Linked DNA regions of Homo sapiens: region 1 is linked to region 2. Evidence: read pairs that join two places in POLR2A ChIA-PET (ENCODE). Cell type or tissue: Caco-2. All regions are shown on one strand. Each heading gives the region's core, and the rest is flanking DNA. Links, peaks and the distances in the headings are about the cores only.

The links. ChIA-PET counts read pairs that join two places held together with the same protein. Peaks named below come from ENCODE experiments on the same cell type or tissue, not always from the same donor. Only the 100,000 strongest peaks of a DNase experiment are listed, where the experiment ranks them.
Region 1: POLR2A ChIA-PET joins it to region 2 with 10 read pairs; 4 of 35 experiments call an interaction of 5 or more read pairs at or near these places.

Annotation. Positions count from the first base shown.
Region 1 is chr14:75,910,116-75,921,993 of GRCh38, reverse strand. The region is part of intron 31 of TTLL5 (tubulin tyrosine ligase like 5); the gene reads right to left. Among named protein-coding and RNA genes, the nearest start is that of TGFB3, 66 kb to the left of the region's middle. RefSeq lists an enhancer at 4,234-4,735. In Caco-2, for the core only: no CTCF peak of the experiment used is centred there; a DNase peak (open chromatin) is centred at 7,263.
Region 2 is chr14:75,805,213-75,817,090 of GRCh38, reverse strand. The region is part of intron 27 of TTLL5 (tubulin tyrosine ligase like 5); the gene reads right to left. Among named protein-coding and RNA genes, the nearest start is that of TTLL5, 150 kb to the right of the region's middle. RefSeq lists an enhancer at 4,390-4,895. In Caco-2, for the core only: no CTCF peak of the experiment used is centred there; a DNase peak (open chromatin) is centred at 5,000.

The sequences.
Region 1 (11,878 bases), core at 2,313-10,312, 100 kb before region 2:
CACAATTGCTACAAAGAGAATAAAATACCTAGGAATGTAACTCACAAGGAATGTGAAGGACCTCTTCGAGGAGAACTACAAACTACTGCTCAACAAAATAAAAGAGGACTCAAACAAATGAAGAACATTCCATGCTCATGGATAGGAAGAATCAATATAGTGAAAATGGCCATATTGCCCAAGGTAATTTATAGATTCAATGCCATCCCCATCAAGCTACCAATGACTTTCTTCACAGAATTGGAAAAAACTACTTTAAAGTTCATATGGAACCAAAAAAGAGCCCACATTGCCAAGACAATCCTAAGCAAAAAGAGCAAAGCTTAGGAGGCATCGCACTACCTGACTTCAAACTATACTACAAGGTTACAGTAACCAAAACAGCATGGTACTGGTACCAAAACAGATATATAGACCAATGGAACAGAACGGAGGCCTCAGAAATAACAGAACACATCTACAACAATCTGATCTTTGACAAACCTGACAAAAACAAGCAATGGGGAAAGGATTCCCTTTTTAATAAATGGTGCTGGGAAAACTGGCTAGCCATATGAAGAAAGCTGAAATTGGATCCCTTCCTTACATCTTATACAAAAATTAATTCAAGATGGATTAAAGACTTAAATGTTAGACCTAAAACCATAAAACCCTAGAATAAAACCTAGGCAATACCATTCAGGACATAGGCATGAGCAAGGACTTCATGACTAAAACACCAAAAGCAATGGCAACAAAAGCCAAAAAAGACAAATGGGATCTAATTAAACTAAAGAGCTTCTGCATGTCAAAAGAAACTATCATCAGAGTGAACAGGCAACCTACAGAATGGGAGAAAATTTTTGCAATCTACCCAACTGACAAAGGGCTAATATCCAGAATCTACAAAGAACACAAACAAATTTACAAGGAACAAACAAACAACCCCATCAAAAAGTGGGCAAAGGATATGAACAGACACTTCTCAAAAGAAGACATTTATGTAGCCAACACACACATGAAAAAATGCTCATCATCACTGGTCATCAGAGAAATGCAAACCAAAACCACAACGAGATACCATCTCATGTCAATTAGAATGGCAATCATTAAAAAGTCAAGAAACAACAGATGCTGGAGAGGATGTGGAGAAATAGGAACGCTTTTACACTGTTGTTAGGAGTGTAAATTAGTTCAACCATTCAAGGATCTAGAACTAGAATTACCATTTGATCCAGCGATCCCATTACTGGGTATATACCCAAAGGATTATAAATCATGCTACTATAAAGACACATGCACTTGTATGTTTACTGCAGCACTATTCACAACAGCAAAGACTTGGACCAACCCAAATGTCCATCAGTGACAGAACTGGATTAAGAAAATGCAGCACATTTACACCGTGGAATACTATGCAGCCATAAAAAAGGATGAGTTCATGTCCTTTGCAGGGACATGGATGAAGCTAGAAATCATCATTCTCAGCAAACTATCACAAAGCAGAAAACCAAACACCGCATGTTCTCATTCACAGGTGGGAACTGAACAATGAGAACACTTGGACACAGGGGTCGAGGGGAACATCACACACCAGGGCCTGTCGAGGGGTGGGGAACTGGGGGAGGAATAGCATTAGGAGAAATATGATGGGTGCAGCAAACCAACATGGCACATGTATACCTATGTATCAAACCTACACGTTGTGCACTTGTACCCTAGAACTTAAATTTAAAAAAAAATTGGGTTATCTTTTTATTGTTGGGCTACAAGAGGTCTGTATATATTCTGGATACAAGTCCCTTGCCATATAAATGATTTGCAAATAATTTCTGCCACTCTGTGGGCTGTCTTTTACATTTCATTTTGTTGTTGTTGTTGTTGTTGTTGCTTTTGAGACAGGATCTCACTCTCACCCAGGCTGGAGTGCAGTGGTGCAATCTCAGCTCACTGCAACCTCCACTTCCTGGGCTCAAGCATTCCTCCCACCTCAGCCTCCCCAGTAGCTGGAACTTACAGGCGTGAGGCACTATGCCTGGCTAATTTTTGTATTTTTAGTAGAGATGGGATTTTGCCATGTTGCCCAGGCTGGTCTCAAACTCCTGAGCTCAAGTGATCTGCCTGCCTTGGCCTCCCAAAATGCTGGGACTACAGGTGTGAGCCACTGCACCCGGTTTGTCCTTCACATTTCTTGGTGGTATCCGTTGAAGCACATAATTTTAAAATTCTGATGAAGTCCAACTTGTCTAATTTTGTTGTTGCTTGTACTTTTTGGTATCACAGCTAAGAAACTGTGGCCTAATCCAACGACATGAAGATTTATTCCTATGTATTCTTCTAGGAATTTTATAGTTTTAGCCCTTTCATGTAGGTATTTTATCAATTTTTGGTTAATATTTGTGTAGATGTGAAACAGGGGTCCAACTTCACTGTTTTGCATGTGGATAACCAACTGTTCAAATGCCAGTTGTTGAAGAGACTATTCCGCTGAATAGTCTTGGTACCACTGAATAGTTGTTGAAGAGACTAGTCCACTGAATAATCAATTGGCTATTTGATATATAAGTTTATTTCTGGACATTTAATTCTATCCCATCCATACTGTTTTGGTTACTGTAGCTTTATATTCACTATTAGATTAAAATCCTTTTTTAAAATTATGACTCCATACTGCTGAGTGAACTTCTGTTTTGGATTTTTCAAGTTACCAGGCCCCTCCCTGTCCTATTCTTTTTGGAGAATCTCAGCAAAGACCTGAGCACAAGGAAGCTTTTCTTTTCTTTTTCTTTTTCCTTTTTTTTTTTTTTTTTTTTTTTTGAGACGGTCTTGCTCTGGAGCCAGGCTGGAGTGCAGTGGCGTGATCTCAGCTCACTGCAACCTCTGACTCCCTGGTTGAAGCAATTCTCCTGCCTCAGCCTCCCGAGTAGCTGGGATTACAGGCACGTGCCACCATGCCCAGCTAATTTTTGTATTTTTAGTAGAGACAGGGTTTCACCATGTTGGCTAGGATGGTCTCGAACTCCTGACCTCGTGATCCACCTGCCTCAGCCTCCCAAAGTGCTGGGATTACAGGTGTGAGCCACTGCGACTGGCCAGAAGCTTTTCTTTAAATGAAACAGGAATCATTAATAACTTGTCTCAGTGTTTAAAGCAGCTATACTGTGAGCAAATCTTAGGAAGACAACATTCGTGAACAGAATTTACTATCATAATAAAATTAAAGTTATAACAATATTAATCTCCATAATTTAAGAGTATACATAGTCATTATTCAGCTGAAGGATAATCAAATAGTAAATAATTTATGTGAATGAATGTGATATATCATAATTTTATATTGTACTCAGAGCAAATTTATAATTTTGATAAGTATATTTATAGGGTACTTTTTTTCTCTATGGCTCATTTTTTCCATCTTCCTCATTTACGGTGACCTTTTAAACACTTCCAGAAACATGAGGGCTCTCATGTGTTACTGTAACTGAAAGGTAATAGGGACCCCCAACTCCATGTACTAGTAGACAGGACTGGGGCAAATTTGGGTCAAGGAACAACGTATCTATTTATAGCAGTCAAGAAGCTGGTGGTAGAGGGGCTGCAGAAGTGTGATGAAGTTCCTCCAGCAGGGGTGGAGTCTCTGGAAAGAAAATGTGCTGTGATTGAAACCAGTAGATGTATATCATTAGCCATCCCCCCTTCTTCCTCAATAAAAGAGCCCAGATCTGACTGGGAAGGCAATGTGCCCAGCTAAAAGACCACCTCTCTAGACACCTCTGTTGCTAAGGAGAAGTAGGCAAGGGAGCCAGTGTTGGCCAATGATATGGTAGTTAGAACTGCTGGGCTTCCAAGAAAGTGTTTTTGAAAGGGGGACAGATTGACCTGGCATCTGTCTTTTGCCCTTCCCCCTCTTCTCACTGAAACATGGACACAATGCCGGTAGGAACAGAAACCATCTTATGACCAGCAAAATGAAAGCCAATGCATTAGAGTTAGTAGAGCAGAAAGAGAGCAGCCTGGCTCCTCAGTTATGTCTCTGAAGAGCAGCACTAGCCCTGGACCTCCTGTCTCCAGACTTTTTGACATGTGAGAAAAATAAATCCCTTACTTACCCTGCCACTGATTTCTCGGAGTTTCTGTTACCTGCAGGGAATGCTCTCTTAACTAATCCAGGGGTGATTCCCAAGCCCTCTCGGCTTTTCCCCCACCTCCTACCTCCTCACTTCAGCTCCACCCTCTGCTGCAGAGCTTCATCTACATCCATGTTTCCTCTGCCAACCAGAACTGCTGTCCCTTCGAAGGCGGTTCGGGCATGTGGGAAAGATCCCAGATCACCCCCACCCAGGGGAGTAGAGGCAGAAGGCCCACCTTGCTCCTTATCCTCCCTCTCCAGGTCTGGCTCCATCTAAATAAGAGAAAGTTAAATGGCTGGATAAAGAGACAGCCAGCCTAAACTACACATGCCCCCCTACTGCCAGGCATCCCCCTAATGAGCCATTTGAGATAACAACCAGACACTGCAGGGAGGCGGAGGCCACAGGGCCTGATCACCAGCCGCTTAGCTCCATTAGGAAAGGAAGCTGATAAAATGAAATCACCTTGACGGGCCGAGTTTTCAGATGAAGAAGCAGTTCAGCAGCTTCTAGAAAAAAACTGCTTGGGTGTGAATTTCAGCTCCATCATTGACCGTGTGGCTTGGACAAGCTACTTAACTTCTCTCAGCCTTAGTTTCCTCAAATGCAAAATCGAGAAAACAAAAACACCTAATCTGGGGTATAATACATACACAATCTATAATCTTTCTTTAAAAATTGTGGCAAAATACATGTAACATAAACTTTACCATCCTAACAATTTCAAGTGTACAGTTCAGTGGCATTAAGTGCATTCACGCTGCACGACCATCCCATCATTCAGCTCCAGAACTCTGCATCCTGCAAAACTGCAACTCTGTGCCCATTAAACAAAAACATCCTATTCCCCTCTCTCCCCACCCCCTGCTGACCACCATTCTACTTTCTACCTTTCCGATTCTGACTACTTTAGGTACCTTGTATAAGTGGAATCATATAGTACTTGTCTTTTTGTGATTGGCTCATTTCACTTAGCATAACGTCCTGAAAGTTCCATGCTGTAGCTTATTGCAGAATTTCCTTTATTTTGAAGGCTGAATAGTATTTCACTGAATACATAGACCACATTTTGTTGACTCATTCATCTGCCGACGGACACTTGGGATGCTTCTGTCTTTTGATTACTGTGAATAATGCTGTTAGGAGGATACAAATATCTGTTTCTGTCTCTGCTTTCAATTCTTTTGGGCATACGCACACAGAATGAAATTGCTGGATCATATGGTAATTCAATTTTTTTGTTTTTTTGAGACAGAGTCTCGCTCTGTCACCGAGGCTGGAGTGCCCTGGTGTGATCATGGATCATGGCAGCCTCGACCTCCCAGCTCAAGTGATCCTCCCACCTCAGTCTCCCAAGTAGTTAGAACTATAGGCATGTGCCACTGTGCCTGGCTACTTTATTTTTCGTAGAACCAGGGTTTCCTTATGTTGCCCAGGCTGGTCTTGAACTCCTGGCCTCAAGTAGTCTTCCTGCCTCAGCCTCCCAAAGTGCTGGGATTACAGGTGTGAGCCACTGCACCTGGCCAGTAATTCTATGTTTAATTGTTTGAGGAACCACCATAGTGTTTTTCATAGTAGCTGCACCATCTTCCATTCCCAACAGTACACCGGGGTTCCAATTTCTCCACATCTTCCCCAGTACTTGTTAGTTTTTAGTCCTCCCTTCCCTTCTTCCCTCCCTCCCTCCCTTCCTTCCCTTCTTTCCTTCTTCCCTTTCCCCTCCCTCTCCTCCCCTCATCCCTCTCTATCTCTCTGTTTCTTGTGACAGTCTTGCTCTGTCACCCAGGCTGGAGTACAGCAGCCCGATCATATCTCACTGCAGCCTTGAATTTCTGGGCTTAAGCAATCCTGCCTCTGTCTCCCAAGAAGCTGGGACTACAGGTGTGTGCAACCATGCCTGTCTAATTGTTTTTATTGTCTGTAGAGACGGTGTTTCACTGTGTTGCCCAGGTTGGTCTTGAACTTCTGGCCTCCAGTGATCCTCTTGCCTTGGCCTCCCAAAGTGCTAGGATTACAGGCAGGAGCCACCATGTCCGACTTATTTTTTGCTTTTTTAATAGTAGCCATCCTAAAGGTGTGAGGTGGTATCTCACCATGGGTTCTGATTTGCATTTCTCTTATGATTAGCAATGTTGAGCATCTTTTCATGTGCCTATTAGTTATTTGCATATCTTCTTTGAATGTCTATTCTAACCCATTTTTATACAGGAATTTTTGCTGTTGCTATTGAGGCAATCTATCATCTTCATATCCCAATCCTGCAAGATTGATATTTTTATGCTTATTGTATAGATGAGGAAACTGAGGCTGAAAGAGGTTAAGTGATTAGCCTAAAGTTGCCAACTGGACAGTGACAGGGCCCACACAGGTCAGTCTAACTTCACAGTTATGATCTTTCCACCCTGCATTCTGGAATTCTTACAAAACTTAGGTATTGTTACTGACAACAGCAGTGGTAATGCTGCATGGCCCTGTGAAGCAAAAAGAAGTAAGGAAGGTAACAAGTAAGGGTTGAGAGAACTTTGGTTTTGTTTCTGGGAATACTGTGCACATTTAAAGTGTAACATATGACTCCGGAACCATGATGATAAATTTTACACAATACTCAACACCTGTCAGATTAGAGTGTGGTGTTCAGTTTCAGGTATTACACAACTTAAGAGGAACCTAAAGAATTCATGGTGAGTTCAGAAGATAAGAAAGACAGTTCAGTGTTCAAAAGAGAAATCTGATCTGTGCAATAAACAATTCCAGTTAGTTAGGTGATGTAGAGGGGAGAAAAAAAAAGCTGAAAGCGAATGTTTTCCAAATAAATTCAATCTCATTTTAACTTTGTTCCCTTATAATGAGATTCTTGAATGTGGTCTAAAATGGAACATCTTCATACTGAAATCTACCATGTAACAAGTTATAGTAAGGTTGGGAATGTGTAGCAGATGTTGTTATCTAAAGAGTAGCGATCGGCCGGGCACAGTGGCTCATGCCTGTAATCCCAGCACTTTGGGAGGCCAAGGTGGGCGGATCACGAGGTCAGGAGATCGAGACCATCCTGGCTAACACAGTGAAGCTCCGTCTCTACTGAAAATACAAAAAATTAGCCAGGCATGGTGGCAGGCTCCTGTAGTCCCAGCTACTCAGGAGGCTGAGGCAGGAGAATGGCGTGAACCTGGGAGGCGGAGCTTGCAGTGAGCCGAGATTGGGCCATTGCATTCCAGCCTGGGCGACAGAGCAAGACTCCGTCTCAAAAAAAAAAAAAAAAAAAAAACAAGAGTAGTGATCAATCATTCATTATTTTACAGGAAGTAGTTTTACAATGTTGCAAGAAATGGGATAGAAATACCAGGTAATTTATAAGGAAGGTTATTCTGATTTTGAAGACTGTTTAATAATAAAATGCATTTTTTATGAAATCTTCATTAGAAGATTTTATCTTCTGAGGTTAGGCATTTGACTTAAATCCAGGAGAACAGAGGAAATGGACTATTTTTCAGAAAAGTTTTATGTATGTATGTGTTCTTTTCTTTAGGGTCTACAATACAAAGTAATGAAACATTTTGGGTATTACTAGGGATTGAAGAAACATACAGATATAATTCTGCCCTCAAAAAGTTTATGGTCTTATTGAAGAGACAATTCACCCAAAAAGTAAGCAGTGATAAAAGATGACAAAATCTGAAGAAGTGTTAAACTTTGTGATATAAATTGTAGGTCTCTAGGAATTTTTTAAACGACAAGATAAATGAGTGACAGAGCGGGACTCATCTCAAAACACAAATAAAAACAAAAACAAAACAAAACAAAAAACTTAACTGGGCCCTTAGGGGATAAAATATATATATATATATATATATTTTTTTTTTTTTTTTTCCTTTTAAACAGTCTTCCTCTGTCGCCTAGGCTGGAGCGCAGTGGTACAATCTTGGCTCACTGCAACCTCTGCCTCCCTGGACTGAAGCAATTCTTCTGCCTCAGCCACCCGAGTAGCTGGTGCTAAAGACGTGTGCCACCACGCCCAGCTAATTTTTGTATTTTTAATAGAGACAGGGTTTCGTTATGTTGGCCACGCTGGTCTTGAACTCCTGGCCTCCAGTGATCTGCCCACCTCGGCCTCCCAAAGTACTGGGATTACAGGTGTGAGCCACTGAGCTTGGCCTAAGAATAGGAAGAATTTGCATATGTAGGCAGGTATTCCAAATGTCAGTAGAAGAATAAAAAAAGGCAGAAATATGAAAATTTACTCATTCATCTATTCAATCAGAATTTCTTTTTTATTTTTGGTTATTTATTTGTCACCTTATTATTTTTTGTTTTCTTTTCTGAATTGGGATTTCTTAAGCCCCTACTACAGGCTGGGCACTATGCTAGACCCTAGAGTTTTAGAGTCCACTTGGACCTGATCCTCGCATTCCAGGAAATTTCAAGCTTAGTAGAGGGAGCAGTTAAGTAACCATAAAGATCCTAGAGTATTGTAAAAGCCATGATAGAGGTAATTACAGAGTTCTAAAGAGCAGAGTCAAAAGCATCTAAATCAGATTAACATAGGGTAGGGCTGGACAGGAGAAAAGTGGTTGAGGACAAACAGGAATAGGCATATTGGGGAGGGAGGGAGCAAAAGTGGGGAGATGGTGCCTAGGCAGAGGAAACTGTGTATGGGAGTCAGGGAGCAGACAATCAACATGCCACATGATAGAGCGAGAATACTGCTTAGCTGCCAAAGCTTTCAGAAGATGTTACCTCTGCCACCTGCTTTCCCAAGCATATATTAATAGACGCATCTTCAAACAGTAAGATAAAAGACCAGGTATCTGGATCCTTGCCTAAGAGCACAACTAGTTCTTATCAAGCAATCAATTGAGAGAAGTTATATTTAGGATTGCCTAAGACACATGCAATTCACCCAATCCTCTAAATAACCATTATCTTACCCTTGGATTACGAAGACCACAAGGAAACTTAGACTATATTCCTTTTGTCCCCTCACAAAACTGTCTTCATTGACGTGTACTATAATATTTTATCTTTGCACAGTTCATGCCAAGGAGTAGGCATATGAAACACAGCACTCTATTGGCCTGTTGACTGAGAAGCTACTATTGACTATTTTTTAATAGTTCATTAGCAGTTGACTACTACTTTATTAGGTGTCTTGTATATAAAGTATGTAAAATACTTCCTTTAGAACCAATACTAGGAAATATCTTGACTTTCCCTGGAGTATTTCTTCCTTTTTGATTGTGAGAACTATATACTCCAATTTATCATGTTTCCCTGTTTGCCCTGCCTATTAGGAATCTTAGAACCAAATTTCACCTCAACGACAATAAGTTTATTTAGGCTGATATTTGAAAACTTGGAATTATCTTGTTTTTTGGCCCTGACTTTCCCTTTATACCTTGTTATTTTATTGCATGTGGTTTTATATTTTAAGACCCTATGCTGGACATGAAAAGGCTATGCTGTACCTGCCTAGCTACAATCCCATCTGAAAAAATGGTCAGACATGCATACATTGGCAGCTTTGTATCACACAATCATACTACCCTAGTACCAGGCTGGCATCTGTCTGGAAGGCAGCTGCCACCCACTTTATTTAGGCCAGTTAAGGCCTGGGAGAGAGAGCTCTGCCCACCAGGGGCACTTTGCTGGAGGAATGAATGAGAAGTATTCCATTCTGTCTTCTGAAAACTGAATGTAAAAAAAAAAAAGGAGAGAAACAATCCCATAGAGAGAGTCACGTCATGAGTAGGGCGGAGCTGTCAGCCTAGACAACAATGGAAGCTGGCTGCGGAGGAGCCAGCAAATGACCTGGCCACGGGATGGGCTAACCCGAGCTGCTGTTCAGCCAGTAAAGCTGCTGATTCTCTCAGCAACGCTGCAGGTTTTCAGGAGGTCTGGCTCTTGAGACTGATTCCTCCCTGTGCTCATGTACAACAACTTCCCTTCCAGAGGTGAACTGAGGGTCTCTCTCCTCTCGATCATCAGAAGGCTCTTGTGGTAATAATAAGAATAAATGTACACATGTACGATGATGATTAATTTTGGAGAATACTAAAAAGGAAGAATAAATATAAAACAGAAGGCCTGTGAGCGGTCATTTTTCTGAGTTGTGATTTTGAAAATTCCATATTCCAGTATCTGATTAAAAACTATCAATAATTTATTGCCTAATATAATTTGAAGCTTAGGCATAAGTTAAAAAACTCTCCTGTCAAATTCCAAAATATCTTCATTTGGGCTTGTCACAAGTCTTAATTTCCCTGGGAATCAAATTACAAATAAATAAAAAGGGAAGGAAAATACCTCACTCTCACTTTTCAGTTCATTAGATATTAAAATAAGAGTGATTCTTCTAACCAACACCAAACAACTAAATGATACATACAGCAACTTCTAAGCAGCTGCTTTTTCTTCACCTCATCATCTTAAAATCAGGTTGGTTTTCTAACTTCTTTCCCCATTTTATAATGGGGATAGAGGCTATGTTTTATTATAGCGAAGGCAAGTCCACACATTCAAGCTACTCCTCTCTGGTATCAACTAACTGCATAACCAGACTGGGCGCGGTGGCTCATGCCTGTAATCCTAGCACTTTGGGAGGCCAAGGTGGGCAAATCGCTTGAGGTCAGGAGTTCGAGGCCAGCCGGGCCAACATGGTGAAACACTGTCTCTACTAAAAATTAAAAAAAAAAATTAGCCATGCATGGTGGCGCATGCCGGTAATCCCAGCTACTCGGGAGGCGAAGGCTCGAGAGTTGTTTGGACCTGGGAGGCGGAAGTTGCAGTGAGCTGAGATCATGCCGCTGCACTCCAGTCTGGCTGGGTGACAGAGCGAGACTCTGACTCAAAAAAACAAAAACAAAAACAAAAGCAACCAACCACCCACCCCCCAACAACAAAAAAACCCTGCATTCAAGTTTTAAGAGAAGGGAGCCCCTTGACATCTATGGTGCAAACTGGAAATACCTGCATGTTCAAAAGACGAGAACAAAGAAGTATAAGAGACTACTGTTTTAGTTTTAGTAATGCTCTTCATTTTGAGGACTTAAGAGAATCTGAGTCTTTTTCTTTATAATCACAATTTGAAAGAATACAGGATAAAAATCAATACAAATCATGCCAACAGGGCAATACACTTCAAGTCATCATTCTCCAAGCCCTGCTATTATCTACCTACACTTTTTGGGACCTGGTTCAAACTCTACAGATCAGGTAAGCAGAGGTGTAAATATTTCCGTGTGGAAAGCTTGCTTTTTCCAAAGACAGGCGTGGCTTAGCATGTCATTTTCTTTCTTTAGAACTTTCAGGAGCAATTATGCCCTGAGGATATGAGGACAATAAAGCAAAGGTATGTGGCTATAAGATGTGTGGGTTCACAGGATGGATAACCACAGTGAACAGATCGATAACCTGGAGTGATATATATAAAGACAGAAAGAAGGGCAGCCTTATGCTGGTTACTTGCCCAGTTCAGGACTGCAAGAATAGACTAGATCGTCTTCTGTCCAAAGTGCATGGATATTACACAGGACCACACAACTCTGCAGCAAGATGTAGGAGTAGGCACAATTCTAACAATCCAGGCTGCCAGGCATTTTTTTCCAAGAGGTGTGTGTGCTTCTGTAATGTAAGTGTAATTTGAGAAAGGGGCCACTGTACTTCCCGTGTCTCTTTATAACAAAGTAGTAATTGTTAATAACTGAAGAATCATCACTCCTCTCTTGGGATTTTGCCAGTTCAGCAAGAAAAAAATATCAATTTTCAGATGTTAT
Region 2 (11,878 bases), core at 1,457-9,456:
GGAGAATTGCTTGAACCCAGAAGTCAGAGGCTGCAGTGAGCTCAGATAGCGCACTGCACTCCAGCCTGGCGACAGAGCGAGACTCTTGTCTCAAAAAAAAAAAAAAAAAAAAAAAATAAGACAGGGAAGATATAGTAGCAAATTATGGTAGTAACTTCTCTGGCCACTAGTTTCTCTGAAATGCCTTGTCCTTCTTCCTATATCCTAGGGGCAATGTAGGTCAGGCCTTCAGACAATGAACCAGACTCCCTGTACTCCTGAACTCACTCCTGCCCCACACTGACTCCTCTGCTTTCCTGCCCTGATTTGACCATCAGACCTTTTATATTAGACATGATCTTGAAACTTACAGAAAAAGTACAGTGAGAAAGGTCTTTATGATAACTAACAGCTTCTCCAATTACTGCTTTAGTTGTGCCAAGAACTTAATAAAGGAGGCTTAATAATTTATAGGGGAATATCAATAAATAAACAATGTGCACACTTTACCATGTTTAGTATAAATGATATCGTCTGGAGATTAGTGAATGGAAAGGAGAGGAGATAAAAGATTTAGTAAACCTATCCTTTGGCAAGACTGCCCCTAATTTAAACATCATCATATGCATCTTAACAGTTACCACTTATGGAACACTCACTATGTGCAATGATCTTGCATTATGGTTTTATTTTCTTGTTTGGAGACAGAGTCTCACTCTGTTGGAGTGCAGTGGCGTAATCTTGGCTCACTGCAACATCTACCTCCTGAGTTCAAGTGATTCTCCTGCCTCAGCCTCCCAAGTAGCTGGAATTATAGGCACCTGCCACCAGGCTAATTTTTGTATTTTTAGTAGAGACAGGATTTCACCATGTTGGCCAGGCTGGTAACCCCTGACCTCAAGTGGTCTACCCGCCTTGGCCTCCCAAAGTGCTGGGTTCTTGCATGATCTTGAAGTGCATTATCTCATTTAACCCCAAGCAATCCCTTTGTAACAGGTTCTACTGTTACCCATTTTACAAAAGGGGAAGCCAAAGTCAAAAGAGGGTAAACAACTAGACAACAGTCACACACCTGTAAGTGGCAGGGCCAAGACAGAACAGAGAGTGTTCGCCTTCCAGCGCATGTGGTCTACTTTTCCCAAATAATATGGTTTAATGAGTCCTTACAGTAGCGGTGTTAGGCACTCTGGGTTTTATATTTCACTTAGTCCTTACCCATTATTCACAGAGGTAGATACTGTTCCACACCATTTCACAAGTGGAGAAACTAAGGCTCAGAGAGGTTATGATAAGCAATTTGCTCAAAGTCACATAAAAGTTGCAGAACTGGTACTCCAGTTTTAAAAATCTTTTCTAGTTTGGAAACTAGTAGGAAAACAATCCTAGTTACCCTTAATTATTAGAGATTTTTAAAATATCATCAGATACAGACCTCAAATTCTTAAAACAGTGATTATACAGAGATTGACAAAACTATACCAGCTTTTCCTTCTTTCCCTTTGATTTTACTTCCCACTTGTTATCTTTCATCAGAAGACATTAAAGAAGTAAAACAAAGAAAAACATCCTCGGCCAGTTTTGTTTCTTGGCAGGTAAAAAGTGACTTGATCATGAAATTACTTTTGGATTATTGGAGGGTTACGTTTATTCACATAACAACCATTCCTGATGTGATGGATAAACCAAGAAGTGGCAGCCACTGTGATTTTGTTTTATGCAAAAGCAAAGTATCATTGTTAATTTGAGAAACAGCAAAAGTGACTGCTACTTAAATGAGAGACTATACAAGGAATGAGAAAACTTTAAAAGCTTCTCACCTTTCTCTCTAAAGGATTCCTGCTAAAAGAAAACAAAAAATCTGTTCCTACCAAATGATAATAACCTGCCCCTCTAGATTAAATATTCTATTCTTAGACTTGTGGATTTTTTGTCTAGAAGACACTCAGCACATATGCCAGAGCTAACACCCCTACATCCCTCACCCAGCAGTCTCTTCCTAGGACTCATACTGCTAACCCATAATCAAGCAACTCGGGGCTGACTTGGAGATGGTCTCAGAATCTTCTTTACACATTTCTCCAAGTAGCCATCACTGATCTATCAGAAAAACAAGTGAAATAAATCATTTTCTATCTTCTAGAATGATCTGTGATAATGGAAATGTTCTGTAATGTGCACTGTTCAATACAGTAACCCCTAGCCACATGTGACTACTATGCATGTGAAATATGCCTGCTATGACTGAGGAACTGGATTTTAAACTTTATATAATTTAAAATTTAAAAGCCAGATGTAGCTAGTGGTTACCTTATTGCACAGCACAGCTCTAGACTCTCAATCAGATCTGGCTAAATGTTACGTATACAGATTTACACCTGACTAAATTTTGCACCAAGCAAATTATCTCTAGATTAAATTAAGTAAGAAAACCTCTGGTCTTTCTTTTCAGCTTCCCACTTTTTTCCAGAATGGGCAGAAGGAGTCACTGAACAAAAACGAATCTAAGCATCAATTCTGGCTTTAGAACTGCCTTGTCCTGCCTAGAGAAGACCTAAGGGCAGGGAAAATCTCCCAGTATCGGATGAGACCTTAATAAACCCTACAAGCCAATTAGGGTTCATACCTGAAGGTTTCTTCCCTAACAGGACAGAAAGATGATGATTATAGACGTTACCAGGCTACATCCACTTCTCTATCCATCTACATTTCTCCAAATAACATAACAAAACCAGCTCTGATCAAATGAAGAGAAAGTGATAAAGAGCACTTACAGGTACCTGATATACAACGATGATCAACATTTCATTGCTAAATAATTTTTTAAAAGAACAGGCTTACAGTACATGAAGAGACAGCACCACTCACAAAATCAATCACTGGCTCACCATTTTTGTTAGTAGTACAGGTTAACTGTCCCTTAACAGAAATACTTGGGACCAAAAGTGTTTTGCATTTCAGATTTTTTTGTATTTTGGAATATTTGCATTATACCAATTGAGCATCCCAAATCTGAAAACTTGAAATATCATGTAGGTGGCTCAAAAAGTTTCAAATTTTAGAGCAGTTTGGATTTTGGATTTTTAAATTAGGGACACTCAACCTATATTAGGATATTAAAGTGGAGGTCATAGCCATTGGGCCAGTTGGCTTCTCTGGGCTAATAACTAGTGTCTGTGCTATTAAATCTAGGCTTGCCAACCTACGAATTCATGTTATTGGTCACAAAGGGGTCTGGAAAACAGACAGGAGATAGTTGAAAACCTATAGCTTTTTTTTTTTTTTTTAATTGAAACCATGACTCAAAGAACATGCCCTACTGGTAAAGCTAATCAACATCTTTAAGTGAAAAACACAAGTATATACACATAAGAAGCTTATAAGTCTGTGTTTGGACCTTTAAAACGTTCTACTATAATCAATTTTAATATGCTACGTTTTAGATCCACTACAGTAATAATAACAACAAAACTATATTAATACTAATGACGGCTAAATTCAAAAACAGTTTGGGCCAGGCACGGTGGCTCACACCTGTAATACCAGCACTTTGGGAGGCCAAAGCATGTGGATCGTTGGAGCCCAGGAGTTCGAGACCAGTCTGGGCAACATGGTGAAACCCCTTCTCCACTAAAAATATAAAAATTAGCTGAGTGTGGTGGTGCATGCTTCTAGTCCCAGCTACTAGGGAGGCTGAGGTGGGAAGGATTGCTTGAGCGCAGGAGGTTGAGACTGCAGTGAGCTGAGATCACACCACTGCACTCCAGCCTGGATAATAGAGCAAGACGCTGTCTCAAACACACACACACACACACACACACACACACACACACACACACACACAAACACACACACAGTGCCTGGATAATAGAGCAAGACCCTGTCTGAAACACACACACACACACACACACACACACACAGCTTGTTCCAGGCAACATGCTAAGCATATTTTATGTATATTAACCTACTTAGTCTTCAAGACAGGTAGATGGGGAAACTGAGGTTGAGAGATAAAATAACTTGCTCAAGAACAAATAATTATTATGTGTCAGCCCCTGGATTCAATTCCTGGTCTGCCTGATGAAAATTCTCCCAATCTTGTTGTTTTAATCACTGTGTTATCTCACTGCCTTGTACCACTGAGCCTTGCGACTTAGAATTTGGTCTCTGGACCAAGAGCACCTGCATTACTGGGAGCATATTAAAAATGCAGAATCTTGGCCCAGCCACAGCCCCAGCCCCAGCCCCAGCCCCAGCTGCACTGAACCAAAATTTGCATTTTCAAGATCCACGGGAAACTTACTTGCATTGCAGAGTTTGAGAAGCACTTGTTACCAGGAATGGTAGCTAAGGAAACGAGAGAACAGGTAAAAGGAACCATTCAATGCTTCCTCTCCTCCACAAAGCTCACGGGCAGGGGATTTTCCAAAAAACAGCAGAAATGCCTTTGATGGGGTGAAGACAAGTTACAAAACAACAAAGGGGAATGAGAAGGGAAAATAGTTTCATTAGCAACTTTAAGGTTTTACTATTTCTCAATGTTGTTCAGATGCTCAAACATTAAAAAGAGTAATCATTAAATATGCCAAGAATGCAAAAGTGGACAAAACAGCTTAGGACAAACTTCAGAAAATTCCAAGATTACTTGCTATGCTGCCCTGAGAAATAGTGGTAACAACGAAAAAACAAAAAAACAAGAAATTTAAGCCTAAAAACAGTCAACTTGTTCCACATGTCTCTGCCCCTGCCTCCCTCTAGCTGGCTGCTGCTAAGTGAGTAACTGCCTGTGGGAAATCTGGTCACAAGATCCTACCTCCACCTAAGCTTTGGGGCCTGCTTGGCAGATGTTTCACCCCTTGCTCTCCTCCTCCTCCCCCTGCTCCTGCTTTTCCTCTTCCTCTGCTCCCACTCTCCTGGAGCAGCTTATCCAGATGTTCCACTCCCATTCTCTGCCTCATGTCCATTGCCACGGTGACCTCAGTGCGTTTTTCCTTTAGTACCAAATCACTGTTTATTTTAGAGCCAATCTTCCGAATAAGGCAGGTGAGCAAATATCTGAATGTGTGGGGTAGGGACACATTGCATGCATACCATCTAGACAGGTGTTTAAATTATAGCAGGAATAAATCCAGGTGATGGATTGAAAAGGGGGTAGGAGAAACCCAGAGAAAGAGGCCAATTTCCGGTGGCTGGCCCGCCCAAGTGTTACTTCTTGTTACTGCTGTTTGTTAAAAGTCGTACTGCTGCCAGCACTATAATTAAAATATGATGGAGCTTCCCTGTTGATTCTTAGAAGATACCCACCATCCACCCAGATACATAACCTTTTGGTATGTGAAGAGGGTTTGAAGACAAGCCTAGCTATTTCAATGCTGCATGCTCTCAAAAATGCTGCAGTCCCGAATGCTTAAGAGAAGTCCACACCTCAAAGATAGTAAGTGCTGTATTGCCTATCACAGGTAAAGCCTTGAGGAAAGCGCTAACGCATGTGCAGATAAAAACGTGGCCCTTCCCTGCCCTCAAGCCATGTTGGAATTTATAATTACTAGGCCAGACAAGATTGTAAGACAAAAAGCAGTATTTAAGACCTCCAGAATGCAGTAAGTGCCATAAAAGAACAGCTAAAGAAATTAAAAAATGGCATCTGGGCTGGGCCTAAAATAATAGGTAGGAGGAAAGAAAAATCGTCAGACAAGCAGGGAGAACATCTGAGAAACAGAAAGTAGTCTAATTCAGCAAAAGCTTCGCGTCATAGAAGATAGGGACAGACAGATAAACAGCTTGGGGAGGCCCTTGAATGTCAGACTAATGATTCTGTCCTTGATCTAGTAGACAACAGTAAGCCTGCTCACAGGTTCTGACAGAACCATGCTATATGAGAACCTTGGTTGCAGACCCTTCTACTCCCAAACACACACACACACATACACACACACACACACACACACACACACACACTCTTTCTTTCATTCCCTCTCTTTCCCCACCCCCTCTATTTCTCCCTCCCACCCCCTACCTCCAGTTAGCAGCTAGTTTCACCAGTTGAGTAGAAAAGTGGTTAATGTCTCTGCAAGGCTATCAAGGAAATTAGGAGTCCCAAATCACCTCTTTTTGCCTGGGCCACAAGGGAGGGACTGCTTTAGAATTCAGGGAAATAAAATGATCAGTGACTAGAGTTGAGAGATGTGTTGCTCTTGCTGTGCCCTGAATAATTTTAGAGAGGATTTTTGCTTGATCTTAAATGGATGAAATAACAGCTTTGACATACAGATGTTGTGCCTTGTGCACACAATGTGTATATTTGTTTCTTCATGCCCCTGAAACTGCAAAGGCCTAAGAAACCATTTGCAATGGACTCAAACTAATCTCAGGTTCACTAAGGATGTCTGCAAATTTCATGCATCTTATTTATCGAAATGGAGAAGAAAATTAAGCATTAAAGATTTAGGGTCAGGCACAGTAGCTCATGTGTGTAATCACAGTGCTTTGAGGGGCTGAGGCAGGAGGGTCACTTGAGGCCAAAAATTCAAGACCAACCTGGGCAACATAAGAGACCCCATCTCTACAAAATATAATTTAAAAAATTAGGCATGGTGGTGCATGCCTGTAGTCCTAGCTACTTGGGAGGCTGAGGCAGGAGGATCACTTGAGCCTGGGAATTCAAGGCTGCAGTGAACCATAATCACACCACTGTACTCCAGCCTGGGTGGCACTCTAGCCTGGGTGACAGAGCAAGATCCTGTCTCAAAAAGAAAAACAGAGAGAGAGAGAGAGAGAAGATGATTTAGTTAATAAGAGCTTAACATGGGAGTAACTGGTAGCAAAGCATTCCCAATGCAGTTTATAATCTTGCCATAGCTCAATTTCCTCATTGTAGCAGGTCCAGAAAAATTTTAGATAATTCTTGTCTGAGAAGGTCTAGGAATGCTGTTTCCTAAGATTAGTTCACTAATTCAAACTAATATTTCTCAGGCACCTACTCTGGGCTTGCCATTCTTTTGAGCATTAAGGATAAAACAATGACAAAAAACAGTCAAGTAGCACAGTCAATATGGAAAACAGTATACAGGTTCCTCAAAAAGCTAAAAATACAACAACCATATGATCTAGCAATCCCACTGCTGGGTATCAACCTAAGTGTCCATCAACGGATGAATGGATTAAAAAAAATGTGACATATATACATAGAGGAATATAGTTCGGCCACAAAAAGAATGAAATCCTGTCATTTGCAGAACATAGATGGAACTGGAGGTCATTATGTTAAATGTAATAAGTGAAGAACAGAAACACAAAAATTGCATGTTCTCACTCATATCTGGGAACTAAAAGAGTGGATTTCATGGAGATAGAGAATAGAATGATGGTTACCAGAGCTGAGAAGGGAAAAAGGGGAAGGAGAAGAGATATTGATTCATGAGTACAAAAATACAGTTAGATAAAATGAATAAGTTCTAGTATTCGAAAGTATAGTAGGAAAATTGCAGTTAACAATTTATTGTATATCTCAAAATAGTCACAAGGGAAGACTTGTTAATGTTCCCAACACAAAGAAAAGATAAATCTTTGAAGCAACGGATATCCCAATTACTCTGACTTGATCATAACACATTGTATAGATGTATCTAAACATCATATGTACCCCCCAAAATATGTAACACTGTGATATATGAATAACCCCCAAATCCTTGCCTTCATGGAGATTACAGCCTAATGTGGGGCTATCACTGAAATATATAAAGAATGTATAAAACAAAGATACTCATAGATTTGGAGTTTGGGCCAAATTATTGATATTAATGGTTATATGCTACCTAAACACTTTCAGGGGATCTTAACTTAGAGACCATAAGTCCATGGAGCATCAAGACAGAGCCTGATTGAGGGTGAAGGTATTTGAACCCTTTGAAATTAATGCAAATTTATAAGTTTGAGTGTATATTTTTTCAGGAGGAGGAATAAAGCTTTAATTAGATTCTCCAAGAGACTTCTGAATCCAAAAAGGTTAAGAATCACTTCAACTGATAAAAGGATAAATTTGTCTAAATGTGCATTCATATTATCCTCAAAACTACCTCAATGTCATTTGAAAATAATGTTCTCTGTGGTGTTCATATATAAAGAATATATATATATATATTCCTTATATATATCCTGATATGTATAGCTATATCAAAATCTGACAGGATCAGCTGGGCATGGTGGCACACACCTATAATCCAGCACTTTGGGAGGCCAAGGCAGGAGGATCACTTGAGCCCAGGAGTTCGAGATCAGTCTGGGCAACACAGTGAGACCTCACCTCTATATAAAAATTTTAAAAAATAAGAAAAAAAGAATATGACTGGATCAATTGAACATGCCATAGCTTTGATTCCTGCAGCCATGGGGCTCTGAATGATCTGGAACAGGATCTGTTCCTGTTTTCACCTGTTTTGCTAGAGCAAAAGGTAATCCTTGAATAGGAAATATCAGTGGACCAAGATCTGTTTCACTCAAGGTAAAAGAAGAGGAAAACCAAAAGTGCCAGATCTGCACCAATTACAAGATTTTCACCAATGGAGAAATATTAGAGAATATATTCAATCAGAAAAATGAAAAGAACTATCTTAAACAGTTACATTTTGAACAGTCCTCCAAAAGCACTTCACGAGCATTTATTAAATCACTAGCCACAATTCAATTCCTTCTTCAATTCCTGGATGCTGATAAAATAAACCTCAAGAAATTCACACTCCAATCACCAGGAGAGAAGGGTTAAATGTTAATTATATTTTAAAGGGGGTCAGGAAAAGCAGGGAATCTCTGCAGTTCCAATACCTCAGCACTAAATTCTCTTGGCATATCTTCTCTTTCTGCTGAGCTCCATCATTTTCATAATATACGTATATATATAGACATTTAGTGTTCCAAAATCCAGACAGAGTTCCAGATCAAGATTTGCCAGAGACATTCCTGGGAAACCTGACAAAATGGGCAAATCTCTTCGTAGGGTTTCCAATTTATACATGTAGATTTTGTGTGTTGACAGGGGGAGTTGCTGCTGCCATCATAAGATCTATTCTTATTGCATCTCTAGTGATTAACAAGGCTGAGTTTTGTCTGGTCGAAGAATCAGTTGACTATACTATAAAATAATCTGATGAGGAGTTTGCCCAACAAATAACTGATAATTCTCAACAGAGCCACATGTTTTGCAAGCTGCTTCAAGAACTAGAGAAGCATTTCAAATCAAGAAAACAAAGTTCAACTCCTTGTTTCTCTGAGCAGGCACAAGTATAGGCTTGGCTACAACTCTGTAGCAACATCATGGAACAACAAGCTCACAGGGTGAAGTTCGGTCACTTTCGTCTAATGAGAGGTTTGAGTCCTTATTCACACCGAAAGAGACAGAAAAACACTGAGGTAAAGAGCACAGAGTCAGACAGAGCTGAGTTTGAGTCTTAGCACAGTAACTTGCCATCTGTGTGACATTAGCAGAGTCACTTATCCTACCAGCTTCTATTTCTTCATCTTAATTGGCAAAAAGTAAGTACCTACACCTCATTAGGGTTAAAGAGATAATGCATATAAAGTCCTTGGCACAGTGCCTAGTACAAAGTAAGCATCTGATTAATGTCAACTGCTTAATTATGAAGGGCAGGTATGGTGTTATCAATGAAAAAATTTTGACACAGGGTCTTTCTTACTTTGTAGCCGAGGTTGGAGTGCAGTGGTGCAGTTATGGCACACTGCAGCTCTTGGGCTCAATCGATCCTCCCACCTCAGCCTCCAGAGTAGCTGGGACTACAGGCACGTGCCACCGCACCTGGCTAATTTTTGTCTTTTTTGTGGAGTTGGGGTTTTGCCATGTTCCCCAGGCTGGCCTAGAACTCCCGAGCTCAAGCGATCCACCCACCTCGGCCTCCCAAAGTGCTGGGATTATAGGAGTGCGCCACTGCACCCAGCCATCAATCGTTTTTAAAGAAAATATAAAAACCTACAAAATGTAAAAAAGAAATTCTTTTCAATTTAGCAAGCATGTGATGACTGCCAAGTGAAAGGCCTTGCGCTAGGTGATGAGTTAGAAAGAACTGCATCATGTAGTTTAGTGCAAAACAGGAAAGAAAAGATGCAAAATAATTATAATAGATCTGTTATAAAAAGTAATGAAGGAATGAAGGAGCACACAGAATAGAAAGATGACTTCTGGCTAAGGCAGCAGAGGGTTCTTCATTTACTTATTTATTCAAAAAATACGTACTGAGTGCATACTATTAATATCTAGCAGGCTGGGAAAAAACTGGTGAAAAAAATGGACATGATCCAATTCTCAATGAATTACCTTGTAGTCCAGTCGAATCAGCACATTTTTTGAGTACTACCAATGAGTCAGGTGCTGAGGCAGCAAAGGACACTGCCCTCAAGGAGTTCACTGTCTGTTAAAAGAGAGAGCTATCTTGACATACCTAGTGTGATGAGTGAAAGAGTATGCATATGAGTGAAGTGGCATCTACACTGAGCCTGGACAGATGCCCAGATTAGACATGGCAACTGGGGAACATTTTCCATGAGAAGATAGCATAAGGCATGGAGACTAACAGAAATTCTAGTTGAGCTGCACAAAAACATGTGTGATAGTAGGGAGACAGGCTGGAAAAGTAGCCTGGAGCCAGATTCTAAATAAAGGCTTTGAATCACATTTAACAGCCTGGGCTTCCCATTATAGACAACAGAAGGCCCTCGAGATTCTTAAGCAGAAGAGTACCATGATGAGACTTGTGATTTAGGAAAGGATCCATTATGGCCGGGCACAGTGGCTCACACCTGAATTCCCAGCACTTTGAAAGGCTGAAGCGGACAGATCACTTGAGGTCAGGAGTTTGAAACCACTCTGGCCAAGATGGTGAAACCCCATCTCTACTAAAAATACAAAAATTAGCCCGGCATGGCGGCAGGCATCTGTAATCCCAGCTACTTGGGAGGCTGAGGCAGGAGAATCACTTGAACCTGGGAGGCAGAGATTGTAGTGAGCTGAGATCGCGCACCACTGCACTCCAGTCTGAGCAACAGAGTGAGACTGCATCTCAAAAAAAAAAAAAAAAGAATCTTTCAGAGCAAAGCAAAGACTAGGGTGAACAGGAAGAGACTGGCCAAGAAACCAGTGAAAAGGTAATTGCAGCTCTCCATCCAAGAGATAATAAAGGCCTTAAGCAGGACAGTAGATGGAAAAGTGAAAAACAGGATAGGTATCAGAGACACTGTAGAATCTTGACAACTGCCTGGACATAGAATGAGGAAGTGAAGAGAGGCACTGATAAACCAATGGCTCCATTCCTAAATTCCCTGGGATTCTAGAATTCCAAGAATTGCAATGTCACTAATATAGAGAAGAACAAAAAGAGGCAAATAAGTTTTAAATATGTTTAAGACTTTTCTGAGTATTTTCAAAATATGTTCAAAATACATCAAGTATTTTGAATGTTCTGCAATATAGTTAGGTAGAAATGTCTCACAGGTGGAAATGTGGACCTGACTCTCAGCAAAGGCTCAAACTAAAGATATATACTTGGGAGAAATCCATAGAGAAGTACCAGGATGAAATCACAGGAAAAGGAACTTTATCCCAGGGGAAAGTATGGAGAGGAAAAAGAAGTTCTGAGGATTACAGCCTAGAATTCAGAGATATGCTGGAGGATCCCAAAAGACCAGGGAGAAGCAGATGCCCAGGGGCCACTCCACCTTCTTCAACCAGAGCCACTCTGCTATGATCAACTTTATACACATAAGATCTATATGCCAGTGGCTCTGAAAAACATGTTGAAAATGGAATCTAGTTTTCAGGGAGAGCAGGAGGAAGCAATGATTTCTCAGAGGAATTACTGAAGGGTTAGAAAAGCTAAGGGAAATTTTCACCTAAGAA